4 separate regions of the Homo sapiens genome follow, and regions 1, 2 and 3 are each linked to region 4. The links are chromatin contacts, found by Hi-C or POLR2A ChIA-PET in ENCODE. All regions are on one chromosome and are shown on one strand. The core of a region is the stretch at or near the end of the contact, and the rest is flanking DNA. Distances in the headings are between cores, read along the strand shown.

The links. A loop is a pair of places that touch in the nucleus more often than their neighbours do. ChIA-PET counts read pairs that join two places held with the same protein, here RNA polymerase II (POLR2A). Pooled maps may share reads with other maps.
Region 1: a loop to region 4 is called in a map of CD4-positive, alpha-beta T cell, with 11 times the contacts of the local background. The contact joins the promoter of RPL6 here to the promoter of UBE3B in region 4. A Hi-C loop is called at or near these places in 1 of 168 maps with a recorded cell type or tissue (CD4-positive, alpha-beta T cell) and 5 of 50 pooled maps. POLR2A ChIA-PET finds 5 or more read pairs at or near these places in 2 of 52 experiments (AG04449 and BJ).
Region 2: a loop to region 4 is called in a map of CD8-positive, alpha-beta T cell, with 4 times the contacts of the local background. The contact joins the promoter of ACAD10 here to the promoter of UBE3B in region 4. A Hi-C loop is called at or near these places in 1 of 168 maps with a recorded cell type or tissue (CD8-positive, alpha-beta T cell), 1 of 37 single-sample maps with no recorded cell type and 4 of 50 pooled maps.
Region 3: a loop to region 4 is called in a map of CD8-positive, alpha-beta T cell, with 18 times the contacts of the local background. The contact joins the promoter of CRY1 here to the promoter of UBE3B in region 4. A Hi-C loop is called at or near these places in 1 of 168 maps with a recorded cell type or tissue (CD8-positive, alpha-beta T cell) and 7 of 50 pooled maps.

What each region holds. Positions count from the first base shown.
Region 1 is chr12:112,407,061-112,411,870 of GRCh38, forward strand. It overlaps RPL6 (ribosomal protein L6), which reads right to left and starts at 2,545. Exons shown (of 7, transcript NM_000970.6): 1 at 2,527-2,545; 2 at 1,360-1,596; 3 at 1,180-1,278. The coding sequence starts at 1,596. RefSeq lists an enhancer at 2,176-2,355.
Region 2 is chr12:111,684,219-111,689,072 of GRCh38, forward strand. It overlaps ACAD10 (acyl-CoA dehydrogenase family member 10), which reads left to right and starts at 1,835. Exons shown (of 21, transcript NM_025247.6): 1 at 1,835-2,021. It overlaps BRAP (BRCA1 associated protein), which reads right to left and starts at 1,738. Exons shown (of 12, transcript NM_006768.5): 1 at 1,493-1,738. The coding sequence starts at 1,574. RefSeq lists enhancers at 61-762, 763-1,464, 1,465-2,166 and a silencer at 1,511-1,610.
Region 3 is chr12:107,091,032-107,095,594 of GRCh38, forward strand. It overlaps CRY1 (cryptochrome circadian regulator 1), which reads right to left and starts at 2,518. Exons shown (of 13, transcript NM_004075.5): 1 at 1,773-2,518. The coding sequence starts at 1,930. RefSeq lists silencers at 2,350-2,579, 2,910-2,989 and an enhancer at 2,660-2,809.
Region 4 is chr12:109,474,678-109,479,613 of GRCh38, forward strand. UBE3B (ubiquitin protein ligase E3B) reads left to right here and starts at 2,957. Exons shown (of 28, transcript NM_130466.4): 1 at 2,957-3,432. KCTD10 (potassium channel tetramerization domain containing 10) reads right to left here and starts at 2,623. Exons shown (of 7, transcript NM_031954.5): 1 at 2,583-2,623. The coding sequence starts at 2,585. RefSeq lists enhancers at 1,536-2,271, 2,780-2,869.

The DNA of each region.
Region 1 (4,810 bases), core at 1,295-3,794, 2.9 Mb after region 4:
TTCTGCATCCTGTGTGCAAAAAAGGAGACACCATTTAATGAATGAGATGTGTGCTCAAGCAAAGAAAGCATCAAGCAAGTCACCTTTGCAATCTTGAGCAAAAACTAAACCTCAGAGATTACACGTGTGACATGCCACATTTTGCAGATTAGGGATACATGGCTTGTTTTCCAATTCAAGTAAAGTGTGTCCATATCCTAGCCACTTCATCTGATCCTCACAGCAACAAGTCTTACTCCCACTTCATCCACAAAGGAAAACAAATTGCATAAAGCCAGACACTAGGACTGGCAGATCATTTATTGCAGAAGTTAGACACCATGCAAGGGCCATTAAAGACATGACTACAAATAACTCACAATAACCTATTTCCAACTATACCATATCATTAGTGCAGTCTCACTTTCACCACAAACATGATCACCTAATGGGAAAACGAGTTCACAAAACAACTGTCATCTTCCCTCTCATGCAGTAATCTTCAACTGTGAAACTGTATGGTGTTAACTTATTTGGGAATGTTCCCATAATGAAAATTACAGAGCAAATCCTGAGATTACATTGGGTCTTGTGTGTGGTAAAGGGGGCCAAGAAACACTGCTCTAGTGGGAAATGTTCTATAGAACAGGCTATGTATTATTTCATTTAATCTCCATAAAAACTCTTTGAGGTAAACCCTCATTCCCATCTTATCTTTTTTTGAGATGAAGCCTCCCTCTGTCGCCCAGGCTGGAGTGCAGTAGTGCAATCTCTGCCTCCCGGGTTCAAGCGATTCTTCTGCCTCAGCCTCCAGAGCAGCTGGGACTACAGGCACGCAACCAGCTAATTTGTATATTTTTACTAGAGATGTGGTTTCACCATGTTGGCCAGGCTGGTCTTGAACTCCTGACCTCAGGTGATCTGCTCGCCTCAGCCTCCCAAAGTGCTGGGATTACAGGCATTAGCCACCACACTCAGCCTCATTCCCATATTATATGCAAAGGAACAAAGCACAGACGAGTAATTTAAATTACTTAAGATTAACAGTAAATGTTGAAGCCAAGTTACAAACCCAGAGCCCTTTATTTTCTATCAGAAATTCTCCGGTATGCAGAAACTTACAGTATCTAAGTATTCAAAAACATCTTCACAGTATTCAAGCATAAACAGAAAATCCAATTTACAGTCCCCACATCTTACCATTTTGCGAAGTTTAACCACCCGGGTACCGCCGTTCTTGTCACCACCAACTGGTTTTGTAACAGTTGCGAGAACCTTCTCCTTCTTTTTCTTTTCAACCTACAAGGACACAAATGCATCAACAGTAAGAGAATGCCAATTAAGGTTAAGACATAATGGTCCGTGGTCCTCTTCCCTTACCTTGGATTTAGCGGCTGAGTACTTCCTCTTGTACATGGCCTTTCTGGAATACATGGCAGATCGGGAATACCTGCCAATTCCTCTGACAAGGACAGGGTTGCGGCTGCAATGGGGCTTCCCCTTCTTGGGCTTTTTAGCTTTGAGGTTACCCTTTTTCACCTTGCCACCAGCATCAACCTTCTTGGCTTCGGGTTTCTTCTCTTTAGTATCTGGCTTCTCAACTTTTTCACCCGCCATCTAAAAATATTTTTTTGTAGATAAAAAAAGGCATTTCACCAGTCATCTCTCTAACAAGACAATAATGAACCTGTACATGAATGGGCTGGGCTCCCCAGACTACAATCCCTCCCCCGGTAAGATACAGGCCTTCCTCTCAAACTCTACCCATTCTACTCCAACCTTCACTATGACTCATTTGGGGTTTGTCTCCCCAATACACTATAAACTTTTTTTTTGAGAATTTGAAACTACCTCACACCTATTAGGTTTTTTGCCAAATACTGAGCGGTCAGAAGTCCGTACAACCATTATTTTTTATTACTGTTTTGCGAATTAGAAAACTTAGATGCAGAATGTGTCCACAGGTTAGAAGCACCAAGACCAGAACTTGAAATCCCTTACTTTCAGTACCTTTCGTCTTAACCCTTAAGACCAGTGTCTCTTTTCAAGAAACTCGATTTAGGAATTGCGGACACAAACGGAATCAGCCCAAATTGAGCCAGAGAAAAAGATCGCAAAGACCAAGAGGCGACTTCCGGTCGGGGACGCTGGGAGACGCGAAACCTTTTGGCTTCAGTGCGGAACCCCAACGTGGCTGCGACAGGCTCAGTGTCATCCTCTGGAACCCAGGACCAGGAACACAGTGCACGCGCCGTCTCCCCGCTTCCTCTAACACCCACCAGTCTGCTACGGGTCCCCGAAAGGGCCTCGTTCCCCCAGCCCAAGAGAGTGGCGAAGAACCGGAGGGAGCCACTACGGCATTCTACCTCACCCTCTTTGTGCCCTGCCGCAAACCCAAACAACAAAAATGAAGCGTCTGGAAGGCCTCTCAGTTAGCCTTGGACATGTCCGACCCCTGTAGGTGTCGACTGGATGCCCTCCAGGTTCGGATGGCGAAGGATTGGGAGTCCTGAACTCAAGTCTTGCAGACAGGCCCGCGATTCTTACCTTGCAAGATGGGAAAGAGAATTAAGGTCCCGGCTTCCGGTCTATAAGCAATCATGGGAAGTGCGAGTCTCACTTCCTTCCGGATCTGGGGCATCATGGGGAATGTAGTATTTCCCCGTTAAGAAAAAAGTAGTAAATCCTAGGCCGGGTGCGGTGGCTCACGCCTGTAATCCCAGCCCTTTGGGAGGCCGAGGCAGGAGGATCCTCTGAGGTTGGCAGTTCGAGACCAGCCTGGCCAACATGGTGAAATCCCGTCTCTACTAAAAATACAAAAGGTAGCCGGGCGTGGGTGGTGCGTGTCTGTAATGACAGCCAGTCGAGGCGCGGAGGCAGGAGAATCACTTGAATCTGGAGGTGGAGATTGCAGTGAGCCAAGATCGCGACACTGCGCTCTAGGCAACAGAGCAAGATTCTCAAAAAAGAAAAAAAAAAAAAAAAGGGCCGGACACGGTGGCTCACGCCTGTAATCCCAGCACTCCAAAGATCGTGCCACTGCGTGCCACCGCACTCCAGCCTGGGAAATAGAGCCAGACTCAGTCTCAAAACAATAACAACAACAAAAAAAAGAAAAAAAGAAAAAAAATTAGCCGAGTGTGGTTGTTAGTGCCTGTAGTCCCAGCTATTCGGGAGGCTAAGGCGGGAGGATCACTTGAGTCTTGGAGGTCTGGGCTGCAGTGCAGTGAACTCTAATCTTGTCACTTGAGATTAGGTCAGTGGTCCCCTCTTCCCTTACCTTGGATTTAGCGGCTGACTACTTCCTCTTGTACATGGCCTTTCTCATTCCCGTCCTCCGGCCTGGCCTACAGAATGAGACTCTGTCTTAAAAAAAGTAAAAAAAAATTAAAGTGAGGATAACAATAGTAACTTACTTCATAAGGATGTTGGGAACATTAAATAATATATACAACAGTACTGAGAAGCATATTTGATTATTTGATGGATGGTAAATGCTACATAAGTGTTAGCTCTTTTTTTTTTTTTTTTTTTTTTTTTTTTTTTTTTTTTGAGATGGAGTCTCGCTCTGTCACCCAGGCTGGAGTGTGGTGGCACGATCTTGGCTCACGGCAACCTCTGCCTCCTGGGTTCAAGTGATTCTCCTGCCTCAGCCTCCCAAGTAGCAGGGATTACAGGCGCACACCACCATGCCCAGCTAATTTTTTGTATTTTTAGTAGAGACAGAGTTTCACCATGATGGCCAAGCTGGTTTTGAACTCCTGACCTCAAGTAATCCACCCGCCTCAGCCTCCCAAAGTGCTAGGATTACAGGCGTGAGCCACCGCACCTGGCGAACTGTTAGCTCTTGTTATTGTCACCATCACCACTACAATCATCTGATCATCAACATCCTAGTTGTTGTCAAGTATTCTGCTAAAGTTTATGCATGGGAGATAATAGGCAATATTGCATACAATGTGCCTTGCTTTATTTCATTTAATTCTCCCAACAACCTGTGAATGATACTATTATGAGGAAACTGAGTCTCAAGGACATTAAGTAACTTGCTCACAGCATAGATCTGATTCCAAAGATTGCACTCTTAACCATTAGGCTGCAAGATTAAAGAGATGATTAATGAAGATGCATGAGAGTTTTGCTCATGTTAGAATTAAAAATAAGAATATTTATTATCTTTTACAAAATACACAACACAGTATATGTGATAGTTCTTTACTGCTTCAAAGCCCTTAAGCCAACATGTACACATTTGTAATACCTTCTAGCTTGCGTTTTCCATTTTCCTCCATTCGTTTCTTTCTGGTTGCTAGAGCTTTTCACCTTGATTTTTTCAGATCGAAACCACCTGCTTCATGGCTGTGTCTCTGGGAATCATTTAGCCTTTTTCTGGTTCTGATTCACTGAGGATACAAATACAATGATCAGATGAACACTGCCCTTTTTTTTGAGAATGGGAATGTCAGCAGCTTTATTTGTTTAGCTTCCTCAGCAAAGCACCTCTTAGAAACTTCAACTGCAGAAAATGTACCACAATGAATGAATGAGATGCACAGTTGCTTACGTGGGCCCCTCAAAATTGCTGGCAATCTCAGATAATTTCACCTAGTGAACGCCCCAAAATATGTGTTGAATGACCTGTCATTAAAATAAAAACGTAGATGAACCCCCTCTTGTGTTTTGTTGCGGTATTGCAAAATTTACAATTCATTAGTTGGGCAAAATACCATGTTAGTTATAAAGTAAATGTTTTTATTAAGTTTAGTTTTGCCATATATAAAATTCTCTGAAATTTGTGCAGCACTTTAATCACAAAGCAGACATTTTTGCA
Region 2 (4,854 bases), core at 585-3,084, 2.2 Mb after region 4:
CCGAGCACACAGAGGAAGCCCTCTAAATGTTTGATGAATAAATGACTACATGACTGACCCATGCAGATGTCTATATGCGGCTAATATCAATTTAGCTGACTCTCAGAACTCAGAAGCCACTTTTAGCCTTTGGAAAGGTGCTCATAAGCTATAAAGTCATATTCAATCTTTAATTTGCAGCTTCAAAGGTCACGTCCTCAGGAAGTTCCCAATGACACCATCCCTACCTGCCCCCATCCCTCTCTCCAAACCAAACACATCTTCTTGTAATACTTTCCCAAATTGTTTCTCCTTTCCTTCACAGCACTTACCACAGTTGTAATTCTACACATATTCTGCACTTATTTAATTCATCTGTTTCCTCCATGATACTGCTGGTGCCATTAAAACAGAGACGCTGTCTGATTCAGCACACAAGGAAGGCTCCAGCAGATATGAGCATAAGTTTTTTTTTTGTTTTTTTTTTTGAAATGGACTTTATCTCTTGTCGCCCAGGCTGGAGTGCAGTGCCACAATCTTGGCTCACCGCAACCTCCACCTCCCGGGTTCAAGCGATTCTCCTGCCTCAGCCTCCCCAGTAGCTGGGATTACAGGCACCTGTCACCACGCCCAGCTAATTTTTGTATTTTTAGTACAGACAGGGTTTCACCATGTTGGCCAGGCTGGTCTTGAACTCTCAACCTCAGGTGACCCGCCCGCCTCGGCCTCCCAAAGTGTGAGGATTACAGGCGTGAGCCACCGCGCCCGGCCAAGTATTTCTTGAATGAATGTTAGTTAATTATCTGAGGACCAAGGAACAGAGCCAGAGCTGCATTCCCCACTAAGGAGCTTCCTCACTTGTGTTAATGGTGTAAAAAGCTCAGACTCAAGTCCAGCTCACTGAGTTAGAATCCCAGTTTCACCCATTACAGATAACCTTGGGCAAATCAATTAATCACTAAGCTTCAGTTTCCCAATGTGTAAGAGGTACATGTCACATCCATCTGCCTCTTAGGGCTGTTGCAAAGATAATTAAAGAATACAATACACAAAAGGTGCTTAGTACAGTGCTGGGATATAGGAAGTGTCCAAATTTTAGTTATGACTATGGTTAGGGGGCACTTCAATGGATATCGTTCCAAAAGGGAACAATTTAATTAACCCAGGGACCGTCCAGCGTTGCTGGGGACCCAGTCCCTGCCTTTACGAAGCCCATAGGGAAGCAAGTGAGACAAACACACCACTCGACTATCTCGAGAGGGAGACGCGCCAGGTATAAACTAAATGCCCTCAGACGGCACAGGGAGGGAGGTTCGGGGCAGGGCTTCCCTGAGATAACAAACGGGAAGGCCTCTCAAAGGCGGATGGGAAAGAGAGGGATCCCGATTACCTCTCCGTGTCTTCCTGGGCAACAGCCCTCGCCGCGGGCTTTTCCCGGGCCAGTGCTTTGGGAAGGGAAGCCCTCCGGGCCCAGACCCGGCTACAGGGAATGCGGCGAGGCCGCGGGACTCACCCGCGGCGCTGAAGCCGAAGCCGGCGGGGACAGGCGAGTGTTCCGCGAGCTCCAATCGGATAACAACCAGTGACACACTCATAGGGCAGGCGCTGGCCGGCGCGGGCCCCGGCGGGCTCAGGCGAGGCTGGAAGGCGAGCCGAGAGGCCGAGCGGCCCGGGGCCGGCAGCGCCGCCACCACCTCAATGCAGTTGCCGCCGCCTCAGCAGCAGCAGCTCCTCGAACAGCCCTCGGAGCCACAACAACCTCCACTTCCGCCTCCCGGCCGCCGTCGCTGACCTGCGGTTTACGCATGCGCGCAGGACCGCGCACAGCGATTGGGCGGCGTGGCAGGGGTCACCCACTGCTCTTCCGGACGCAATTTTGAGGAGGTCGGAGCGGAAGGACGTCGTGGAGATTGCTTGCGCTGGGGTGCCACACTTAGGCTGAGCTGCAGGTTTTCGCACAGTCGCGAGTTAACCTCTGCTTGCTCCAGAGGCCTCGTCCTAATCCACCTCGGCTGACGGCGCGGGATCCCTGGCTCCGCGAGGTCTCCGAATTGTCCGAGCTATCTGCTATGCAGAACTTTGCCCCTTTTGTTGTGTTTGACTCCTGTCTCTAACCCTAGTCTGGATGGTTTTGTTTCTGTCCCACTTTACAGATAGGTACAACGAGGCTCAGAGAGGTGAAGTTCCTTCTAAGGGGCCGTAGAGAGTGGAGAGTCGATCGCTGTTCAGATAGCGATCTGGCTGGGCGCGGTGGCTCACGCCTGTAATCCCAGCCCAGAGGCTTAGGCGGGCGAATCACCTCAGGTCAGCAGTTCGAGACCAACCTGGCCAACATGGTGAAACCTCGTCTCTACTGAACATACAAAAAATTAGCCGGGCTTGGTGGCGCGCGTCTGTAGTCCAAGCTACTTGGGAGGCTGAGACAGGAGAATCGCTTGAACCCGGGAGGCGGAGGTTGCAGTGAGTCGAGATAGTGCTAGTGCACTCCCGCCTGGGCAACAAGAGCGAAACTCCGTCTCAAAAAAAAGAGAGAAAAGATGGTGATCTGCTGGTTACGAGCATAGTGCTGCAGTTAGACCGGGGTCCTCCTCCCCACCCTGTCACTTCACAAATGTTTACTGAGAGTCTAGACACCCTTGGGATGCTTGAGATACGTTGGCGTATAAGATAAACACAGTTCCTGTCCGTACTATGAGGTTGACCTACATCAGCAGTTGTGCAGTCTTGAACTAGTATAGTCATTGCATAAAGTTGGCATGATATCATGTCCTCATGCAGTTGTGAGGATGAAATGGAATTATGTATATGGAGATAACATTAGCTTTTCTGAGGCTCAGCATTCTTTCCAGTATGTCAGAGTGGCTTTTGTATGTAGATACTGACACAATCAATGCATATGGGACACATACATGACAGGATGCTACTCTAGGTACATTGTATAATGATACATATGTAAGTACATAGTACATTCTAGATGTGTGTGTGTGTGGACATAGTGCGTTCTAGATGTGTGTGTATCTGGACTATGACATGACCACAAGATACATGCGTATATAGATCTTGTGACTACATCCTATGAAATACGTTTCCATATGCCCTGTTTAAATCAGGGTTTCTCAACTCTGCACTATTAACATTTTGGGTCCTGATTATTCTTTTTTGTTTTTGGCAAGGGGGCGGGGTGTCCTGAGCATTGTAGAGTGTTTAGAAACATCCCTGGCCTGACCCACTAGATGTCAGTAGCACCTCTCCCCAGGTGGTGACAACCAATAATGTCTCTGGACCTTTCCAGATGTCTCCTTGGGGTTAGAAAACATAACCCTGTTGAAGAATCACAGGGTTATGTGAAAGTGCATAAACCATACACACATACTGTATGCATAAAACCTATGAGACCTCTTGTGAACTTTTTTAGTATATTACTATAGTAGATAACATTTCAACATGTGCCAGGTACTAATTTGAGTGTTTCATATACCTTGTGTCATGCAATGGTCACAACAACTTTATGAAACTGGTACTATGTCCCTGTTCTACAGAGGAGTAACCTGAGGCTTGGAGGAAGAGTAACTGGCTCAGGATTTCACAGGTAGTAGTGGCAGAGCTGGAACTGAAATTCAGGCAATCTGAATCCAGAACGAACATTCTTTATCTCTTTACCAAACAAACCTTTTTTTTTTTTTGTATTTTGAGACGGAGTCTCACTCTGTCGCCCAGGCTGGAGTGCAGTGGTGCCATCTCGGCTCACTGCAACCTCGGCTTCCTGGGTTCAAGCTTCCTGCCTCAGTCTCCCAAGTAGCTGGGACTACAGGCACACAGCACTGCACCCAGCTGATTTTTGTATTTTTTTTTAGAGATAGGGTTTCACCATGTTGGTCAGACTTGTCTCGAACTCCTGACCTTGTGATCCGCCCACTTCGGCCTCCCAAAGTGCTGGGATGACAGGCGTGAGCCACCGCGCCCGGCCCCCCCAAAGGCATTTTTCGTCTCTACTAAGCCCTCACACAAAATATACAAGTGTGTAAGTAAATTTCTCTTTCTATCATAAACATTGGCCTTGGCATAGGAACGTTAAGTAAAACTGAAAATGCAAATGAACCTTGACATTTTTAGTTTCAAATATTGCCCCCAAATTCAGCAAATTTCCAATTACTGTCGTTGCATGGTGGTATCCTCAGCAGATGGGTGCAGGACCCCCTGCAGATGCCAAAATCTGTGGATGCTCAAGTTCCTGATATACAATGGTGTAGCATTTGTTTATAACCTATGTACACCCTCCTATATGCTTTAACCCATTTCCCATTTAGAAAAAAAAAGTACTTGACTTGGTGTGGTGGCTCACGCCTGCAATCCCAGCACTTTGGGAGGCCGAGGCCGGTGGATCACTTGAGGTCAGGAGTTCGAGACCAGCCTGGCCAACATGGTTAACACCCGTCTCCACTATAAAAATACAAAAAATTAGCTGGATGTGGTGGCGAGCGCCTGTAGTCTCAGCTACTCGGGAGGCTGAGGCAAGAGAATAGCTTGAACCTGGGAGGCGGTTGCAGTGAGCCGAGATCACACCATTGCACTCCAGCCTGGGCGACAGAGCAAGACTCCGTCTCAAAACAAAACAAAAAAAAGAAAGCAAAAAAAGTGCAGCTCGCTGCCAGCACAGTATTCTCAGGGCAAGCAAGATATGAGTTAAGTAATCCCTAGATTGCTTATAATACTGGCTGGGCACGATGGCTCACGCCTGTAATCCCAGCACTTAGGGAGGCCAAGGTGGGTGGATAATGAGGTCAAGAGATCGAGACCATTCTGGCCAACATGGTGAAATCCTGTCTCCAGTAAAAACACAAAAATTAGCCAGGCGTGGTGGCACGCACCTGTAAT
Region 3 (4,563 bases), core at 1,268-3,767, 2.4 Mb before region 4:
CAAACTATAAGTCCTTTTTTTTTTTTCTTGCGACAGAGTACTCTGTCACTCAGGCTGGAGTGCAGTGGCACGATCTCAGCTCACTGCAACCTCCGTCTCCTAGGTTCATGCGATTCTCGTGCCTCAGCCTCCTGAGTGGCTGAGATAACAGGCATGCGCCACCATGCTCACCTAATTTTTATATTTTCAGTATTAATAGAGACAGGGTTTTGCCACGATGGCCAGGCTGGTCTCGAACTCCTGGCCTCAGCCTCCCAAAGTGCTGGGATTACAGGGATGAGCCACCGCGCCCAGCCTAACTCCTTTTCTTTCTCTCTCACTACATATCCAATCTGCCAACAAATACCCTGTATTTTGCCTTCAGAATATAACCAGCATCTGTTTATTTCTCACCACGTCCACGATTATTACTATGATTCAAGCCGTTATCATCTCTCACCTGGATGAATGCCAACAGCTTCTTAATTGGACTTCCTGCTTCTTGTCCACCTCCACTCCCCAATTCAGAACCACAAGCAGAAAAATTCTTTTCCAAACTTATGTCAGATCACATTACTTCTCTGCTCATAATCCTGCAGTTATTCCCATTTCACTAAGTAAAAACCCAAATCTTGAAAACTGCTTATAAGGCTCTCTTCAATCTGGCCCTAAGTCAACTCTGACCTCATCGTCTACTATTTTTCCCTCACTTATTCTGCTCCAGACATACTGGATTCTTCTGCTGTTCCTTCCAAAGGTCAAGCATATTTCTGCCTTTTCCCTTACTCTTCCCTTTGCCTGGAATGGTCTTCCCTTAGATATCTGCATCCCACCACCTCCTTCAGGTCTGCTCAAGTGTCACCTTCTCTGTGACTTTTCCCCCGATCATACTTAAAATTGCAACCCCATCCCTACCCTTGTATTCTTTATCCCTTTACTCTGCTCTATTTTTTTCCACAATACTTATCACCACCTAAAATACTACATATTTTACTTTCTGCTTGAAGACATGACTTTCTGTCTTTCACTCACTGCTATATCCCTAGCATTTAAATCAGTGCCTGGCACATGCTAAGTGATCAAGAGTCTATCTGTTGAGCTATGCTTTTATTTCCACCAGGGGGCCTAACAATCATGTAGCCTGGTGTTTCAGGAAAAGATCATAAAGCATCTCTAAGATTTCTTTCAGTGCTCTGATCCCTAGAAGGACTACAACTTGCCTAGAAAGAAAAACTGTGCTTTGTCTCGGCAACCACAAGGAGGAGTTGAGAAAAAGAACCGAGCAGAGAAACCAGATAATGCTGTTTCCCTTGCTTTTCCCACAGTAACCTCAAGGTGGAAGAACACTGGATCTGGAGCCTGCTGTACTGAATGAATGATTTTTCTCCATACTATGAGTTACCTAGACACAAACGTAAACAGGAAACATCACAATCCTTCCGAATGCCACAAAAAGGCCAAGGGAATCCATATACAATGGCCACTAAGGACAGGAAAGGTGTTTCTTTAACTCCAGCACTAAGAATTCTCCACAAATTCAGGGGAGGAGCTCCAGTTAGCACAGAAAGACACATAACTCACTGATGAAGACCGAGTGTTTCAGGTCGTCAGTACTCTTTGGCCAGAGAAGTATTAAGTCAATTCTATTTAATACTTAGGGCACCTAAAATTCGTAAGCGGTATAAGCAAGACAGTCCCACGTCTAAATTCACAGATTTGGCGGATCGCATGGAATTCATTAACATCAGACTCATTAAACACCCAAATCCATTTCCCACGGGCTTGTGACTCACCGCCACCTGTTGATGCCCACATTGGAGGAGCCGGCGAACCAGGGGTCCAGGATGTAGACGCAGCGGATGGTGTCGGCGCCCTGAATGCACTCCTTCAGGGCGGGGTTGTCGTGGAGCCGGAGCCCCTTTCGGAACCAGTGCACGGCGTTCACCCCCATGCCGGGGGGCGCGGCGGGTCCTCCACGGAGAAATTCAAGGAAGGAGGCTCCGGCTCATAGCCGACACCTTCGCTTCCAAGAGAATTGCCTCACCCGGGGCGTGAGGAAAGGGCGGCAGAGGGGGAACAGGAAAAAATGACTCCGAGGAGGGGACCGGAGAAGGCGGGGGCGCCGGAGGCGCAGTGGAAAGATGAATGGAGGTTGCCTAGTCGGCGGAGTCCGGGTGTGACGCCCTTTAGGAGCCCGCGCCCGCCGCAACCGCCTGGAGGCGACGCATAACTTCGAGGGCCTCGGACCTCCGGAGCCTGAGCAAGTTCCAGGAGCTCGAGCCGCCACGACGGCCCGAGCCGGCACGGACGGCCCCAGGAGATTCGTCACGGAAACCTCGCCCCACCAAGGCGGCCCCTAAAGACAAAACGGCCCGCCCGAGGTGAGTCACCGAGGAGAACCGGAGGGGAATGAGCCCCTGTCGGCGACGCTGTCTCTCGGCCCGGGAGAAAGGACCGGGAACGGAGGCTAGAGGCGGTGGTCGAGGCCGCTGGACGGTTGCCGGCCGGTGACCGGTCCCGAGGCTGCCCGGGTGACTCTGCCGCCGCCGCCGCGTCAGCGGCCTCGGCCCCGCCCCCGGCTCCTCATTGGAGGGCGCGCTCCCCTCGTGACCACCGGCACCTCACGTTTCTGAAGTGTGTTTACTACACTGGCTCGGAGGGGTAATCTGCTCGCGCTTCGGTCGCTTTTGGAGGAGCGGCAGCCGCTTGATCCCAAACTTGTTGACCCTCGTCCACACGCTGAACTCACTGCCTCTGCCCCTTTCCTGTGCCGACTGGTGGCCGTCCCTTGGAAGCAAATCGCGTTGACCACAGGCCCCTTGTGAGGGAAGGCTTAGCCCCGCCCCCAAGGGCCATGAGCGGCCACCATTGGCCGAGGCTCGCTGAGACCCGGATGAGCACGGGGATGCGGGGAGCTTGCGGGCGCGCGCGCTGCTCCGTTAGGCGCGCGTGCGCTCTCGCTGCGTTCCAGAGGGTAAGGGGGCGGGGCCGGCGGGCAGGAGCGCGCTCGGCGATTCCTCCCGTGGGATTTGGGGAGGGCCTGGAAATTGTCCGGTTTCCTTCAGGAGCCAGTGGTGGAGTCGGGCGGAGAGTGAGGGGAGGATGGAGTGGAAGGAGGAGAGTGGGAGGCTCCACGTACATTTCAAGTCCAAACCATGTGCTTCAATCCTGCTTTGGCCAGAGAACCCTACTTTGGAGATTGTGGAGCTGTGCCCCTCCACTCTCCTGGCCCTTGGGTGCCTCCTCCCCCTTGTACATACTCTGGGGAAAAGGGTAATTGGCAGGACGGATGCCAGGCATTCCTGGACTTCCTGGAATTTTTTTAATACTAGCGATATATATCATCAACCTTTCACCCCTCGTCTCTTACATTTAATGTAGTTTACCGGTCTCTTTGAAACTGGACGTTTGTCTACTTTTCCAGCGACAGTGAACTGCAGGCCATGGCATCCCTTAGATATATGATGCCCTTAAATTCATTCAATGATTACTTTTTGAATGAACTAGGCACTGTTCAAAGCACTAGAGATACAGGAGATACTTAATAAAACAGACTAAAACCCCACCCCTCCTGGGGTTTACAATTTGTCTCTTAACCTTTGCTGTTTTTTCCTCTATAAAATACTCTTCTTTGGAATCCAGTACTCAATATTACCACCTTTGAGCTACCTAGGATATTTCTACGCATCCCTTTAGACTCAGATGAAATAATAACTAATTTCTGAAAGTATTCCTGATCCCTAGGGCAAATTTAGGACCTCCCTGGGTTCTCCAAGTATGTTTCTGTTACATCACTTTTCACACTACCGTGAAAATTAGTTGAAAAGTGCCCATTCCTAGCAATACCAACTCAGTAATAGTACTTATTATCATAATAATGTGCCTCTGATTCCCTCTGAAGTGTGATTTCTCAAGGACTGGGTCTGTATTCAGTTTTCTTTTGTTTTTATTTTTTGCATCAACACCAGAACAGAGCCTGACATAGGCAAATGCTTATTTAATGAATGAATGAGTGAGTGAGTGAGTGCTGTTGGCCACCAGTGTGTTTGGCAAAGTTAAAAGAAAGAAGGAGATGGCAATTCTTATTGGTTGAATTGTGTGTCCCCAAAATCATATAACTCTCAATGACTATAAATGTGGCCTTATTTGGAAATAAGGTCTTTGTACATGCTCAAGTTAAGATGAGGTCATTAGGGTGCACCCTAATCCAGTGTGATTGGTGGCCTCATATAGTGGAGAAATTTAGACACAGAAATACATATACATACAGGGAAAATACCATGTAAAGATTGGAACTGTGCTGCCACAAGCCAAGGAACTACTGGAAGCTAGGAGAAAGACCTGGAACAGATCCTTTCTTAGCACCTTCACAGGACTGTCGCACTGCTGACACCTTGATTTTGAACTTCTGGCCTCTAGAACTGCGAGACAGTTAGTTCCTATTGTTCTAAGCCTCCCAATTTGTGGTGCTTTTTTACAGCAGCCCTAGCAAACTAGTGCAGCAATAAAGTAAATTCAATACTCTAGAGAGCCAATCTGTCTGAATAGTCTTCCCTACTTCTGCTTCTGTTGCCACAAGAAGTA
Region 4 (4,936 bases), core at 1,707-4,206:
ACACATTAAAAACAAACCAAAACACCATAAACCAAAGCCAGCCCCCACTTCACAGCTTCAGAGCCACAGGGAGGAAGCAACTGTATGCATGCATGAAAATACAAAAATCAGCTGAAGGGGGAAAATCATCGACTGAAAAGGAGGCTCAGGCAAGTACAGTAGGAAAAAACGCACCAAATCCCTGACCCCACGTTTTCTATATGCTTCTCTGTAGAAGTCTTGTGTGCCTGTGTGTGTGTTAAGGAAAACGGGATAGTCTCGGCAAACCTGGATTGCAATCCAGTTCCACCATTTCCTTCGTGAAATTCAAGCAATTTAACCCAAGTCTCAGTTTTCTAACTTGTAAAATGGAGTGTTAAAGCCATAATCTTCAAAACCCTCAGAGAATGAATGTTAAAGCATTTGGCACCTAGTCCTTTGTGTAGTTTCCTTTGGGCGTCTCAAACATTGGGATCAGTGGTTCCCAACCCTGGCTACTAGAATCACCTGCGTGTGCTTAAAAAACATGATGCCAGGCCAGGCACAGTGGCTCACACCCATTATCCCAGCACTTTGGGAGGCTGAGGCGGGAGGATTGCTTGAGCCCAGGAATTCGAGACCAGCCTGAGCAACATAAGACCTAATCTCCACAAAAAAATTAAAAAAAAAAATTAACCGGTCATGGTGGCACACACCTGTAGTCCCAGCTACTCGGGAGACTGCGGTGGGAGGACTGCTTGAGGCAGGGAAGGTGAGGCTTTAGTGAGCCAAGATAATACCAGTGCACTCTCCAGCCTGGGCGACAGAGCAAGACCCTGTCTCCAAAAAACAAAAACAAACTCACACACACCTGTGCTTGCCTGGGCTACACCCCAGATCAATTAATCAGTATCTCAGAGATGCGGAGGGGTGGCTGATCAGTCACTAGTGTTTAAAAAGCTCTTTGGGGGATTCGGATGTGGGACCAGGGCTTACTGCCACCTAGCTAAGGTATTTAACCAGCTTTATCTAAGAGTTGCCAGGGATGTGAGGCAAAGCATCACCTCAGGGGATTCCTACAGCAAAGAAGTTTAAGAAACACTGTATTGAGGCTTGTATAAAACCTTCCCAAACTGAGGGCATTTCTACAACTCAGAAAAGTCTGCTGTTACATTTCAACTAAACTAAGTCACATAATTGCAGCATTTTACATCCAAAATTTGCTTATAAGACAGCTACCGCCAATTGCAACTTCCATCAAATGACATTCTCTCCCTGTGTTTAATACACAAACTCTTGGTCTATTTCTCTCAATGTTCTAGTGAGAAAGATGTTTATCATCAACCCCACTTTTTTGGGGAGAAAACTAGGAATCACACCTATAAGAGCCCTCTGACTCCCAACTCCTTTGCCCCTTTCATTACACAGTCCAAATCAAGAAATCATTAGTCTAATCCCTTGCAGGGCTTGTTAAAACCGATAGATGGGCTCCACCCCAAGAATGTCTGATTCAGTAGTCTCTGACAGGGCTTGAAATTTCAGCCATTTTGAATAAGTTACCAGGTGTTGCTGCTGGTGGGACCAGAGTTTGAGAACCACTGGTTTATGCTGCCTTCTTCCCATCCGCTGGTCCTTATTTTGCACAAAATGGAGCGGACTAGTCAACGTCAGCTACAGGATAACTGACTTTTCTTCAGCAGCGTCACTGGGACTGATTTTCCCTTAAGACTGCACTTTCCAGGGACGTGACAAACAAGCAAGCAAGTAGAAAGAAGATCTGGGCCAATCTTTGGTCATCTCTACCCAGGGACAATGAGCTACTCAGGGAACAGACCCTTGAGGATCCCAAGCAGACAAACCCCACAGCTGAGAGACAGATCTTGAAACATCCTCCGCTCCTTAGGCGTGGTCACCTCTGGCCTCAATGGAAGTTACAGATAGGTACCCAGGCGCCAGCTGAGGCACTGAACTCCGTGGCGCAGGTATCCTAACCTCAGGCCCCTGGCATCTCTCCCCAGGATTCCAAGCACTGAACGCACATCAGCCTGCTGGGCTCTCTCGATTTCTTTCCCTCACTGGGCCGTGTGTTCAGACGCACCTGGGAGCCCCTTCCCCACTTCCTGGAAACTCAGCGACTCCAGCCACAACCTCCAAAACGCCAAACGCTCCGCCCCAAGGAATCCTACCTCACCTTCTCATAACCTGCCCATTCATTCTCCTTCATAATCCTCCAAATCCTCATTTTCCACCCCCAAATGTCCGTTTTCAATTGATATCTCTTTGTTCTCCTCGCAATCACCAACTCCCATCTCCAACCAGCACTCAGGACTCACTTGGAGACACCCCTTCCTCACGCACACACGTATCTACTCCGCAAGCCCAAATGTGCTTCCCGGATTCCTAACCGCCAGGGAGCCTCCCTACCACCACCCCCGCCCCTAATTCTCCACCCAAAGCCCTTCCCCCACCCCGGGCCTTTCCCCTAACCAATCCCCCAAATGCCTCTCCACTATCGTGACTGCCCCTCATCACACCCCCTCCTCTCGGTCCCTTCTTATACTCTGCTGCTGCCCAGCTCCCTCGGCCGCCCTCAACCCCTAGTCCATGGGCACCGCCCTCCCTACCATGAAAAGTCGGAGGACGCAGGAGTCTCCAAACCCGGACTGAGAGAGGCAGGAAACACCCAGCTCACGCCAGCCGGGGGCGGAGGCGGGGCCGGAGCGATAACTTCCGCTGTCCGCACCCCACTTCCGCCCCGCAGAGGGCAACGTCTTAAGCCGTCCGTTGTGCGCCTAGGGGCCAGTTTTCTTTCCAGCCTCCCCGGCCGGAGTGGGTTCCAGCTTTTCTCGGCTGGGGAGGGCATTTATCCCACCTCCGCTATTTCAGCTGCCAGAGGGGAGGCAAGGTGTGGGGAAGTTTTCCTTCCCGGGCGAAGAAGCTCTGCGGAACTGTCATTTTCCGGAACTGGATGCTTGCTTCCTGGCGGGGTTCTGAAAGCGAACACCGCGGGGCAAGATGGCGGTAGTGCGTCGGCTGCTGCCCCGGGTCTGGCAGAACTCGGGTGTTTTGGGCTGAGACAGTGGCAGCTGCGGCCCCGACCCCAAGTGCGGGGACCTCCGGCGAATAAAGGTCGGCCTGCGGGTAGGCCGGTAGGGCCTGCGGTCCGGCCTGCGGGAGAACTGGGTCGTCAGTCCTCCGAGTGGTGGGGCTGGGGACTTTGAGGGAGTTGGCTCTAGGGCACAGTCCCTGCCTGGCCAGGTCGGAGGAACAAGTGCTGGGATCTGGCGTGTGTGCTCCAGGGGCTCTTTCCGCGGCCCTTTCCACCTCTTTTCACTTTGGGGACGGTAGGCCTTTATAAACGGACTAATGCTGGGTGATTTGTTCCTGTGGTTGTTGATGCCGAGGAAAGACTCTGGGCCCCAGGACTCACCTAAACTGGAGTTCGAATACTGTTCGCTCGCTGTGTGACCTTGGGTGAGTTCCCTCACCTCTCTGAGCCTCAGTTTCCTTCTGTGTAAATGGAGTAATTAGCAGGTTTCACAGAGGGTGTGAATACGTTTTAGTACCGTGCCTGACACCTAGTTCTGAATAAAGAAAAACTTGATCGTAATTTAACTCCAGCTTAGCCCCCACAGGCAATCTTGCACTCTCAACTTCTCTTTGCTTGGCCATTCTGTGAACGGGGGAGCCCTGGATCTTGTTTGTTTTACTTAGTGATAAATAACTGTTTTGGATATACATGGATTCAGATTCAAAAGCATCCACCTTAGATAGGCTGTAGCTTTCAATAAATAGTAGCTGTTAATATGAATAGTCTCTTTAAGTCGTGTTTCCTATTCTTTAAATAAAAATTAGATTATTGAGGCTGGCCACGGTGGCTCACGCCTGTAATCCTAGCACTTTGGGAGGCCGAGGCGGGCGGATCACCTGAGGTCAGAAGTTCAAGACCAGCGTGGCCAACATGGTGAAACCGCATCTCTACTAAAAATACAAAAATTAGCCGGGCGTGGTGGCGGGCGCCTTTAATCCCAGCGACTTGGGAGGCTGAAGCAGGAGAATCACTTGAACCTGGGAGGCGGAGGTTGCAGTGAGCAGAGTTCGCGCCGCTGCACTCCAGCCTGGGCAACAAAGTGAGACTCCGTCTCAAAAAAACAAAGATTATCGAGAACTGATAGAGCTGTTGAAAAGACAAGTTGGTTAAATAATCTGTGCAGTGTCTGATACACCGTCTGCCCAGAACAAGTGGTGGTGGTCATTAAACCTGGTGGCCCAGCTTTTCCTACTGCACAGGGACAATCCTCTTGGCTTAGTCAGCAGTTGGTATTTATGATGCTTCAGCTTTGGAAATATAGAGGTAAGACAAGAGTCTGAATCCTGCCTCTTAGTTATTACAGCCTTGACTCTGCCACATACTAATGGTCTAGACTGGAGTAGATGAGATCATGAATGATCTTCTCATAGGACTCCTCTCCTTATTAGATGAGATCACTTATAAAGGACTTGACACATAATGGGCACTCATTTACTTTTTTAAATGATCTTGGTTATCACCAACCTCTTATTTTCTAATCTTTCTACCTATATGATTCTTGTTTCCCTAACTAGATTGCAAGCTTCTTAAGGACAATACAATAAAGCTCACTTACATGCTACATGCTTTTAGATATCCTATATTAATATTTTCCCATTTAATCCTAATCACAATGTTGTGATGACTAAATTGAGGTACAAGAAGGATAAATGTTGCATTTAATCCTTTCAGCAACCCTAGGACATAGACACTATTATTACCCTCGATTTACACATAAGGAAACTGAGGCCTAGAGAGGATAAGTAACTTGGCCAAATGTCGGATAGAAGGAGTACTAAAAAGAACCAAGGCCCGCTTTCTCTGATGCAAGACTTTTTCTGCTGCGCACAGCCTTTTCTTTGGTTCTCCATGGCATTTAGCAAAATAAGTACTTAATAAACACTTGAT